Regions from separate parts of the Homo sapiens genome. Here all the other regions are linked to region 1. A link is a loop called in an ENCODE intact Hi-C map of the cell type or tissue named here. Cell type or tissue: ascending aorta. All regions are shown on one strand.

Region 1 (4,000 bases):
CCACCCACCTAGGCCTCCCAAAATGCCGGGATTATAGGCGTGAGTCACTGTGCCTGGCCGACAATGTTTTCATAAAGATGTTGTTTATGTTTACATGGAGTGGGTTTATTATTATTGTTTCAAATGAATTAATAAATATTTAAATTACTTTGCTTTAATTTATAGTGCTGTAAATAGCAACACACAAAAACTGCAGAAATGATATTCTTTAGAATCTTCAATATTTAGAGAATAAAGGGGTCTGAGACCAAAAAATTTAAGAACAGTGATATAGAGGATTCAATAGGATTTGGAGACAGAGGATCTACATTCAAGTTCTAGTTCTGTCACTTAACTGACATTAATTTCTGTTAAGTAACTTAAGTGCAGTCTCTGAAGTCAGACTGTCTGGGTCCCTCATTTTAGCCTCGCTGTTTGCTGGCAGTGTGGCTTTGGGTGAACCATTTCGCTTCTGTCAATAGGGATGACAATAGCACCAGGTTGCTGCGTGCCTTAAATGACATTAGATTTCTAAATGCTGACACCTATTATTAGAACACAGTAAGAGCCCAGTAAATGTTAGCAATTATTATTAGTCTGAAACATTTTTAAGTGGGAAAAAGGTCCTTCCTTTTTTATTATCTCATGGTTCAAAATAATTAATAATAAAGTGTGATTCTTTTTTCTTTTCTTTAGAGTTGAGGTCTTGCTCTGTTGCCCAGGCTTTAGTGCAGCGGCACAACCACGGCTCACTGCAGCCTCGACCTCCCAGGCTCAAGCAATCTCCCTGCCTCAGCTTCCCTAGTACCTGGGAGTACAGGTGCGTGCCACCTCGCCTGGCTAGTTTTTTCGAAGTTTTTTTTGTAGAGATGGGGGTCTCACTATATCGTCCAGGCTGGTCTCAAACTCCTGGGCTCAAGCAATCCTCCCACCTCGGCCTCCCAAACTGTTGGAATTACAGGCGTGAGCCACTACGCCTGACCGGCAGTGTGATTCTAAAGGGCCGGAAGTGATGACCAAATCCACTTTCTCCACCCTCCCCTCCTGCTTCCACGGGGAGGTAGTGACATCAACACGTACCGTTTTTTTCTAGAAGGACGTGAGCAAGGCGAGTTGTGAATCGAAGGCAACAGGAAAAGTATGAAGTGGGCAAGTTGGCACAGGTGTGTGGGGAGACACTGGGGAGACCCAGATAGCCTCAGGCACACAGATGCCTAAGACCTCCTGGACCAGAGAGACTCCCAGCATCCCCCAGTTAAGCCCAAACCGGGCTCCTTCCCTGTCCCCCTATGTACCATAGGGTCCAAAAAGACACCGGTGTTCCACTGTCTCTGGAGCTGCCCAGTCCTGCAAAACGCAGCCTCCCCTTTCCCCGCCCTCCTCTTTTCCTCTTCTCCACGCCTCTGCTCTCTTCCTTTTCTCTCTTCCTGCCGCCCTCTCCAGTTTCCTTTTGCCCCTTCCGCCTTCTCAATTGCTTACCTTCTCCCCGACCGGCCTTCTCACTCCCATCTGGGGCTGGCAGTGCTCTTCTCTGTCCAACCAGTAATAACACATGAAGGCCTTCCAGGAACCTTAGGGAAGCCTGGAGTCAAGAGCCTCCAGGACCAGGCCTAGAGACTTAAAGGTGGACTATTCTGAGGCGTTGGGCGCCCCCTAGTGGTCCCTTCATGCCACCAATTCCCACAGGATCCATAACGATAACCTTTTTTACAGAGCGGAAGGTGTCTTTAGTTAGGCTAAGTGGAGACTGAAACAAGGACCTGGCCTAATAATGCACCAAAACTGTAGAAACCTTCTCTGATCCCTTACTTTCCAAAACATTTTTTATAAGAAGGTAGGTGGAATAAAAAGCAAGTTCAGCACGGAGCCAGTGCACTTCACAACAATGCTTAATTTGTCTAGAGCCCCCAGTAAGATGCACCAACTCAAAAGCAGGGTGAGACAGATGGCGGAGTCTATAGCAATGCAGAGATGATCCTGGGAAAAGCCATGGGCAGAAGAGATGTCGATCCAGCAATAGTGGAGGCTTGACAAGGCCCTGGCACTTGCACCTGCTGATTTTTATTTAAGGACACTCAAGAGGCCAGGTGGCTCATGCCTGTAATCCAAAAGCTGTGGTAGGCTGAGGCCAGAGGATTGCTTGAGCCCAGGAGTTCAAGAGCAGCCTGGGCAACATAGTCAGATCCCATTTCTACAAAAAAAAAAATAAAGAAAGAAAGAAAATTAGCCAGGCATGCTGGTGCATACCTGTAGTCTCAGCTACTCAGGAGTCTGAGGTGGAAGGATCACTTGAGCCCAGGAGTTTGAGGCTGCAGTGAGCCATGATTGCACCACTGTGTCCCAGTCTGGGTGACAGAGCAAGAACTTGTCTCTAAAAAAAATTAAAATGCTCAGGAATAAATTTCTCTATTCTACGCATGACACACATTCCTCTGAAAAACCGCACTGTGACAGGCCACACAGCTACCTACTCAGGATGCCCCAGAAAAAGTCCCAGCCACAGATTCTGTCTCCCTTAATGACTAGAGACCTCATTCTCTTTAAATGGCAGATTGTCCCAACCGCAAATCTCTTCTGCACAGTCAGCCTGGGATGCAAACAGATTGCTTTAACGTGTAACTTTGAAAGTCAGGTTGTCATAACCTAGAACTCTGGGAAGCCTCATCATGAAATCATAAAAGCTTGTGTTTGGCTAAAGCAATGTGTTCATGTATCAGTAATTCATGCAATCCTGTACAAATGCAATTTTAACAGATGTTAGCACATACCTGAACTGGTGGAACATTTCCATTAATAACTGTCTGCTTGTTCCGGGAGGCTGGGGAGCCTTATCCTCATCTGCCGGCTTAAGTTCAGGTTAGGCTGGGGATAGAATTTCCATGTAGACATTTTTAAAGTAACAGTAGTAGACGCTTGAAAGTTTCTAGCAAATGGCAGGACATAAATATGCGACCAGCGTGACTGTTTTTGCACAGGTTCACCCACGCAGTAATTACTCCTCAGTCTTATTTGATACATGCTAATTCCTATCTTGTTCTAATTGATTTGTTTTCAGGTCCCTGGGTCTCATAGTGACAACAGTGAAACAAAGAAGAATGATGGCATTTCCCAAAAAGGAACAACAGTTCCCACATGTGTCCAAGAGGAAGAACTGGCCATGGTTGGGGCAGGGTAGTAGTGGGTTAGGTGGTAGCAGTGTCTCCATGTATAGGGAGAAGCCCAGGGCAGGTAGGCTTTGGCTGCCATCCTCTGGCACCGAAGTTCTCCTTAGCAATTGCCCATCTCATTAAGACAGAAACGCATGAGAAAGGGAGAAGACTGTCCTGGTCAGGCTGGGTGCACACACACTCTTCTGGCTATTGCTGGAGTTAAGGCCCAGAAAGATCTTTTTTTTTGAGATGGAGTCTCGCTCTGTCACCCAGGCTAGAGTGCAATGGCACAATCTCGGCTCACTGCAACCTCTGCCTCCTGGGTTCAAGTGATTAGAAAGATCTATTCAGAGTGCTGATGGGCCAGGTGCGGTGGCTCATGCCTGTAATCCTAGCACTTTGGGAGGCTGAGGCGAGCGGATCACTTGAGGTCAGGAATTCCAAACCAGCCTGGCCAATGTGGCGAAAACCTGCCCCTACTAAAAATACAAAAAAATGCCAGGCGTGGTGAGGCATGCCTGTAATCCCAGCTACTAGGAAGGCTGAGGCAGGAGAATGGCTTGAACCCAGGAGGCAGAGGTTGCAGTGAGCCGAGACTGTACCACTGCACTCCAGCCTGGGTGGCAGAACAAGACTCCATCAAAAAAAAAAAAAAAAAAAAAAGTGCTGATGGCAGCACTTATCTTTTAATTGCACATTCCGATGGAACGTTCTTGTCACAATTTTATAGAAACCATTGTAAAATGCAGATGTGGACATGCACTTAAAACAGGGGTCACAGAGGCTGTTAAAGGACACAGAAAAACAGAGGGGAGACAGAGATTGGGTGACTCAAGTGCTAATATTCTTCTGTCTGGAGTAACAAGGTTGTT
Region 2 (4,000 bases), 740 kb before region 1:
TTAACATAAGAACTTGCTTCTGTTTTCCTTCATTTTGACATTCCTGGTGTTAGGCCTCCACCTAAAAACTGACAGCCCCAACTGAGTGTGTTACAATGGCAAGTTTTAACGGTTGAGTATTTTTACCATGATATGTTTGGTGCATTTTTGTTTGCTTAACTGGCAGTTTCTGGGTTGGAACCTGGAAGGTTTTCACTTCTGAGGTGGAAGAGATTGTTTCTCAAATCTTATCAAGCACGTCAAACACTTTGGAAGTCTTCATTAGGTTGCCACTACTTTCAAAGGGCATAAAAACATAACTGATTTTTATATAAGTAACAGTGGTATTTATTAGCATTATAAATGGTCACAGGATTGTGGCCAAATTCTTCTGAACTGAGGTAGAGGAATTGTGTGAATTAAGACTTAAGATGAATTTGAAAGACTTTTGGTCAAGTACATGTGACTTAAATGCTCAAAGCCAACCGGTAGATAACCCTCCACTGAGGTTTGATTGTTCTCCTTGTTAATACTTGTCTTTGTGTGGTGTTGGTTTTCTGCAAGCTAGAGGAGAAATAAAGGCAGCTATTTTTATTGGAGCCCCTTCATGAACTTCGTGATCGGTGGTTTTTTAGTGCAGTATGCTTTCACAGGCAAACAGAAATATCAGCTTGCTATCTTTCTAGGAAAGATCCTGTGGTTTCACAAGGAGAATTTTCTTTAAGCACCAAGAAGGCTGTTCTTTAATTTACCAAGTATAATTTGATTTAAATATTGCTACTCTTTAGGGTCATTGCTCTACCTACAACTCCTCCGTGCCCCGCTTAGATTTATGTTAATATGTTGACAATATTCTCCAAAACAAGTAATCCAGAGATAACTGAGGAGTCAGTCACACAAGAAGTTTTCTGGTAGAGGTCGCCAGTTGCCACTGTGGTCACTTTCATAAGAGAGGCTTTGTTTTGTTTTTTACCATTTTCTAGAGGTTAGCTCTTAATTTCAGCCATTGAGCTGTGTTGATTGGTGTTTCCCTTTACTGCATTAATACACCTTAGGAATTAAAACCGCAGGTATATCTTACTGCAAGTTTCAAAAGGTCCTGGATTTCCATTCAAGGAAGATTTGAGAATGTACTTCAGTGAGGTCTGGAAGCTTAGTCTTATATCAGGTTCTGAAATGAATGAAGAAGGGGGGTTGAAGTTTATTTTTCAAGAATACTACACGAAGTATTTGACTTCCCTGACTGTCGGCTGGTGTATTGTTGCTGACAGTTCCCCATTGTGACTTTCCTGTAATAGAGGTATCTGTTGGGAATATCATTTCATCGTATGGGGGGTTTTACATTTGTTTTTCTCTCCTGTCGCTGCTTTGGGTTGACAAGCTGTTGATTTAGCGTTGGAAATGGGCTGGTCACATGGTTCTGTACATATTGTCACTATTGTACCGATTAAAGTACTTTTTCTTGCCCCCAGCATAGTTTGTCCAAATAAAACACTGGGCTTTGCCCTCTCCTCTTCTTGTAAAACAGATTTCAGTTTTCAGCCTTTCCAAAACTTTGTATCGCTCATTTAATCTACAGGAGAGCGTCACATTAGAGAAGGAAGTTTTAAAGAGGTTCGGTTCAATAAACATCTCTGCAATTTGAGCCCTGACGGTTTCGGGCTAAGTGCACAGTTGGCAATTCTCAAAAAATCCCTTCGTGAAATTTCTGACCGAGTGATTGCAGACAGGACAGACCGAGAGAGTCGAGATCTGAAACCAGCTCTGCGCACCAAGTCGACGTGAAAAGAGGCCCCCGGAGTGTCCGAAATGGCCGGGAGTGCGGTTTGCATTTTCCTTTCGCGGGCGCTGCCGCAGGCTCCGGGGTCCCCGCCGCCCAGGACTGGGTCCCTGGTCCCCGATCCCCGCTCCCCGCTCCCCAGCGCTGTGGCCTCGTGGGGCTGCCCCGCCCCCCCGGCGTCGCCGCACCCACCCCGCCCCCGCGCCGGCCCCGCCCCCGCGGCGCGCCGCCCCTCCCCCGCCCGCCCGCCCGCCCGCCGCCCCGCACGCCCGCCGAGGCTCGGGGCTCGGGCCGGGCTCCGCGCGGAGTTGCAGCGGTGGCCGGATGCCAAGTGTAAGTGTAAGTTGCTATGGAAACCCCGACCGAGGCGAGTTCCGAATCCGGAGCGAGACGGAGCCCCGGGCGCCGCCGGATCCGCCCCTCGCATCCCGGCCCCCGGGCGTCCGCCGCGCTCAGGCCCCGGCCCAGGCCGACTGGAGGTGCTCCTCCTGCGGCCCCAGCACCCGGCTCCGGAAATGCCAGGGATGCAGGGAGGGCAGAATTGTTTTCCCTGCGCGTCGCGTAAAAACGTGCCAGGTTCTGCTTGCTGGAACCGTCTAAAACAACCGGAACCCCGGATTTTCACTTGCAGATTCTTGAGGAAGTTTTATAATAAATTCGGAGACCTGGAACAAGCCCTAGTGGTTGGTAAATATCCGCGGGGATTGTGTGGCGTCTGCAGCAGCCTTGGGGCTGCTGGGCTGGAGGACAAATGGAAGAAAGAGACCCTAATACGCTCAGCTCCCAGCCCCCACCCCAGACTTTCTTCTACCTACAGGAATGATCTGAGAGACCAGAAGTAATGTTAGTTGGATCCTTTTGCATCAGTTTGGTAGAACTGATTCCGATCTGATGAGTAAATTCCTTCTGTAGAAACGTTAGGACAGCCCAGCTGTACAGTGTTAAATGAGTTTTATAAATTCAGTGTTTCAGGGTTTGTGATTACTAGATGATCTCCATTCTTGTTCTGTGAATTATGGCCATTATTTCTGTGTCTTGCAGGATTTTTTATCAAGCAGAAATGCATCGAACAACGAGAATCAAGATCACTGAGCTAAATCCCCACCTGATGTGTGTGCTTTGTGGAGGGTACTTCATTGATGCCACAACCATAATAGAATGTCTACATTCCTGTAAGTACCGAGCTTTAGCTCTCTTTTGTATCATGCGTATTTCACAGTTCGACCTGGAATTTGAAAACTGTTAATGATTCCTGCAATCTGTGGAAATGTTGGTACAAAGTGGTGAAGGCATTTTCTTCTCTTGCATCTAATGACTTTTTGTTAATATGTATTGATTGTATTACAAGCATGCAATATATGTGTTCTCAGGATATGAATTAGCTTATTTAGTTGGAAATGCCTTTCACCATCTTGTTTTCTACTAGTTCTGGGTTTCTAACACCAATGATTTATCCACTCATTTCTAAACATAAAAAAACTTCACATGTTCTACTTCTAGTCTGTAAAACGTGTATTGTTCGTTACCTGGAGACCAGCAAGTATTGTCCTATTTGTGATGTCCAAGTTCACAAGACCAGACCACTACTGAATATAAGGTAGGAAACTGTTGAAATTCCTTGTTTGTAATTATTATTGGAGTTGTATAATTTACTGAAGGCAACCCTCTTTATTTCTTCACAGAAAATTTACTCTTGAATACATAACTAATATGTGTGTGCTTTGTGGAGGGTAGCCGTTTAATTTCTTGCCATATTAATGGTGACCAAGTTTAGACAAAGTTTAGTAGTATTCAAGTGATTTTAAGATTTTTTTTTCCTAACTGTCCTTTAAAAACTGAGTTAGTTCACCTTTTTTGCATTGCTTTATGGACTTCATGACAGGCAGGAATAAATATTTAAAAGGGCTTCCATTCCTCTTTATTCCCTATTCATATTAGCTAGTTTAGTAACTTGAAAGGCACACTTCTTTTGACAGAGCAAATGTGAAGAATTTATTAGTGAATATAAAATATTTTTCTACTGATTTAAAAAGTGCTATATACAGAGAACTTTTATTCTCATAGTTTTTATCTTATCAATAATAGTTATAGACAGCATCACAATCAAGTAAAATATTATAGCACAAAAGAAGACTATAGAAACTTATGAACATTTTTAGTTCTTGCCATCTGAATTCATAGTTTTCTATTTTAATTATTTTTCAGGTCAGATAAAACTCTCCAAGATATTGTATACAAATT
Region 3 (4,000 bases), 520 kb before region 1:
TATGATCTAAAAATATTAACTACTAATAACTTGGTCAGTGTGAGTTTCTTGTAATAAAAAGAACTGTTAGAAGATTAAAAATAAATTATACTGCTTCCGCCTTCATGGGAAATACAAATGTATGACACTCATTCTGTGGCTTTCGTCATTTTCTTTTTCTTTTTTTTTTTTTGGTTTAATGACATAAAAAGACAATCTTCCCACAAAGCCTCTCTCTAAGTAGCAGATCCGTACTGGTGTGCCATGAAGTGTACACAAATGAATGAAAGCAACAGCTAAGAAAAGCTGAGTTTAGTAGCTGCCTAAATTCTAATTCCCACTGCATTGTTTTGTAACTCAACGAAGTCCAAGAAAATAACCTTTTTTTGGCCGGGCTTGGTGGCTGACGCCTGTAATCCCAGCACTTTGGGAGGCAGAGGCGGGTGGATCACGAGGTCAGGAGATCAAGATCATCCTGGCTAACACGGTGAAACCCCGTCTCTAATAAAAATACAAAAAATTAGCCAGGCGTGGTGGCGGGTGCCTGTAGTCCCAGCTACTCAGGAGGCTGAGGCGGGAGAATGGCGTGAACCTGGGAGGCAGAGCTTGCAGTGAGCCGAGATCGCGCCACTGCACTCCAGCCTAGAAGACAGTGAGAATCCATCTCAAAAAAAAAAAAAAAAAAAAAAAAAAAAAAAAAAAAGAAAGGAAAGAAAATAACCTTTTTTTCCTTTTTTCCTGGATTTATAAAAGACTTAAATAATGAGCAAATCCAATGGAAAAGCTGCAATGCCTTTATCATAAACTAAATGACAGGAAAAGGTACATTTTAAATGTTTAGAACAGTGTTTAAAAGCAAAACTCCATCATTATGGACGAAAGCCCCTTGGACACTGTTCTATGTCTCTCCACTGTCCCCTATGACCTAGTATCCCAAGCTGCCCCTGTGCTAGTCCCACAATGTGTAAGGGGGCCTCACTGGGCCTCATGACATGGTTTGTGGTGACTGGTGGAGATAGGAAAGCATTAAGTGACCCAGGCTATGTTAACCAGCACTGACTTGTGCTTTAGAGGGAAAAGTGCCAAGACTGTAATAGTGACTGAATATTTGTTTTTGAGATGCTCTGCTGGTTGACACAGAGTCCAGTACTCCCCTGGCCCCTCCCAAACTGGCTGGTGTGGGCAGGTCAGTCTTCATGGGCCATCCCAATACAGAATACAGGGGCCTGGGACCGGGGATTCCCAGCGGATGACAGCAGGTGCTTTCTTGTGTTTGGTGCCTAAATGAGAGGGCTGCTAAACTGGCATGCGTTTGCTTTAAACCAGATCATGTAACATGAGACACCTTCATGTCTGACTTCCCTAAGGTAGAGTATGCAGGTTTTTGCCTTGATTGAAGATTTAAATAGATGGTTTAAAAAGCTCCTAAAACCCAACAGGGCTGATATTTATACAATGAGTCTGGCCTCTCCACTGACTGTTCTTACCTCAACATCCTTTTTTAGTTTTTCCAGGAAGACCTTCTTGTTGTTGTCATCAATATAAATCTTTTGGCCCTCATTAATGAAATCATTATCTTTCAGAGTTGGCAGTTCTTTGGCCTAAAACAAATGAGAAAAACAATGACAAAGGCGCTTGAAGAAAACCTAAAAAAACCACATACACCTTCCAACCCTGGACACTGAAGTTTGCCCCTTTCACCGCCCCCACCCCGTTCACCACCACAGGGGTCTTACCCAAACAATAAAATAGGAGAAGGCTTGAATACCACCGGGGGGCGCCAGTGAGCCCCAATCTCTGGAAGCATTCGCAAGAGCAGTGGGGTGGGGGTCAGACAGACTCCATATCATAAGGCTTTTTGTAACACATTTCATGTTTTTCAGAGGAATGAACCTGACTGCTTTCTTAGACTCACTTTCTTACAAGAAGTCTTCTAAGTATAAAATTTGTATTCTTGGAATACTTTCCCAGGAACCCTCAATTTTCTTACAACCCAACTCCATCCCTCCTCCCACTTTTGGGGAGCCGTTGCTGGGCTCACATTGCAAATAACATGTTATCTTGTCTCAGAACAGCTCTATCCATAATCATATCTACTTTCTGCACCAGGGAGACATGCAGCACGAGGTTAGCCATCTGCCCTTCCAAGCCTTCCTGTTCACCACTCCAAGAAGGAAATTCTCTTCTCATTTGGACAATATCAAAGAAAAAGGGTCTTCTCTTAACATAAACGTATTAAGATCAGAGTTCTACCTTTTACAAATGAACGAGAGGGTGAGCTAATAAGTAAACTGCACTTATGGCAACCAACACAAAGCAATGAGCAACTATCAAAACATGGATCATGAGCAGAAAACACTGTAGCTTGTATTGCAGCAAACAGGATAATATAGGCATATAGTTTTAAAACAGTGTGGATTATTCTATTTAACTTTGTGCAACCTGCATTCAGTACGAGCTCAAAATAATCTCCCACCCCTTTCGGCTAACCATAGCTTGTTTATTTCAGCAGAAAGAAATCCAATGTCATGCACTGCCTTTGCCTGTATGTTGATGAACCTGGAATGGTCCTCTTTTCTGTAGGTGTGAACCAAATGTAAACAAAATAATCCAAGGAAACAAGCTGCTGTCCTTCCTGGCTCCGGCACTGTTCCTCCTCCCTCCTTATTCAGAGCAATGAAAGAACACTCCCTGGGTCCATCGCCTGCATCTTTCACATGCTCGAACTGTTCACTTCCCCTCCTATTTATAAAGTATAGACATGCATGTAAACAGTCACATCTATTTACAGCAACACATATGTACATAAATTATGCATTTCTAAATTAGTCGCTTTGGCTACTAACTTTGAGAAAATTTAAACAGTTTTGCAACTTTGAATTAGATATAACCACAATCTTTATAAGCCAAACAGAATTAATCCTTACAAAGCAGGTACAGCAAGGCCCAGAAATGTCAAGATTCAATTCAATCAGCAGTTACTGAGTGAGTCAAGTAGAGAGATGCAAATATGAATAGGTCACAATTTCTGCTGTAAAGGAGTTTGTAATCTCGTACGGGAGAATGATATGAAAGCACGTAGGTAGAAAATAAAGCAGGATGGGATGTGTATGTAAGATGTAAAGATAAATACTAAGATTCTAGGAAAGACTGATCTAATTCCAAACACTTTTATGCTGAGTTATTGAGTCTTTAAGAAATGAGAATGCAACGCCATTCTTCACAAAATGTCAGGATGCGCCTGCTAGACTTACCCCCTAAATCTGTCATTAATAATTTTAAAATAATGCAATACGTGCACCCCCCATTCCCACAAACCTTGAAATGTGAAGACAGCACAATATTAAAATGTTTGAGTTCATCACACTAGATTATAAGGTTTCTCTCCTATTAGAACTGTAAACATAATGAAGTTTCACCAAGAATGAAATGCAAGGTTCTGAAGTTTAACAAAACTCAGAGGGCAGTGAGAACATAAGCACTGCCCAAAACAGAAAATTGGAAGCACGTTAGAAAAAAGGGTTGAAGCCAGACCTACACACAAAAACAGGAGAGATGGAGAAGGATCGTAATTTTCCCAGCAGACACCTTGGGCATTTCTGTGTCATTATGTGTTGGCGATGGGAGGCGTGTGGGTGGGGGTGTTAAGGATATCTGCCTCAATTCCACAACCCATTTTATAAGTGTAAGAAAAGAAGGGTAGAGGGTGTTTTTTTCTGGTTTTGTATAAATGTGAGAAACCTGAAGGCAGAGATGACAGACCCCCGACAAGGCAGTAAATTACATGCTGGATGTGTGTTTGTAACACAAGTCACATTAATGAAGATGAATGCCACTTCAGGTTCACCCCAGCAGAATTACCTCATGTGACAGGGAAAGTATAATCCTACCTCATAAAACTCTGGACACCATGTACTCTATGACTAAGCTGACTTGTGAATTTCACAGGCACTAGGGTCGTATTTAGATTGGATCAAGCTCAAAAAAGGGCACCCAGATTGGCTAAAAGACTTAAGGGCTT

What was found. A loop is a pair of places that touch in the nucleus more often than their neighbours do. Peaks named below come from ENCODE experiments on the same cell type or tissue, not always from the same donor. Only the 100,000 strongest peaks of a DNase experiment are listed, where the experiment ranks them.
Region 2: a loop joins it to region 1, with 2.5 times the contacts of the local background. A loop is called at or near these places in 7 of 110 quality-filtered maps.
Region 3: it touches region 1 in a loop (2.2-fold over the local background); 13 of 110 quality-filtered maps call a loop at or near these places.

What each region holds. Positions count from the first base shown.
Region 1 is chr10:23,066,728-23,070,727 of GRCh38, forward strand. It overlaps LOC107984215 (a long non-coding RNA gene), which reads right to left. Exons shown (of 3, transcript XR_001747394.2): 2 at 2,748-2,841. Among named protein-coding and RNA genes, the nearest start is that of MSRB2, 27 kb to the right of the region's middle. RefSeq lists enhancers at 1,433-1,727, 3,973-4,000. In ascending aorta, a CTCF peak has its summit at 1,646 (motif pointing left); a DNase peak (open chromatin) is centred at 1,614; H3K27ac peaks cover 468 bases.
Region 2 is chr10:22,323,631-22,327,630 of GRCh38, forward strand. It overlaps COMMD3-BMI1 (COMMD3-BMI1 readthrough), which reads left to right. Exons shown (of 14, transcript NM_001204062.2): 6 at 2,801-2,931; 7 at 3,260-3,356; 8 at 3,965-4,000. It overlaps BMI1 (BMI1 proto-oncogene, polycomb ring finger), which reads left to right. Exons shown (of 10, transcript NM_005180.9): 2 at 2,801-2,931; 3 at 3,260-3,356; 4 at 3,965-4,000. The coding sequence starts at 2,820. Among named protein-coding and RNA genes, the nearest start is that of BMI1, 4.5 kb to the left of the region's middle. RefSeq lists a silencer at 1,907-2,286. In ascending aorta, no CTCF peak of the experiment used is centred here; a DNase peak (open chromatin) is centred at 2,141; H3K4me3 peaks cover 2,567 bases; H3K27ac peaks cover 1,955 bases.
Region 3 is chr10:22,549,193-22,553,192 of GRCh38, forward strand. PIP4K2A (phosphatidylinositol-5-phosphate 4-kinase type 2 alpha) reads right to left here. Exons shown (of 10, transcript NM_005028.5): 7 at 1,467-1,580. Among named protein-coding and RNA genes, the nearest start is that of LINC03027, 110 kb to the left of the region's middle. In ascending aorta, a CTCF peak has its summit at 1,740 (motif pointing right); a DNase peak (open chromatin) is centred at 1,747.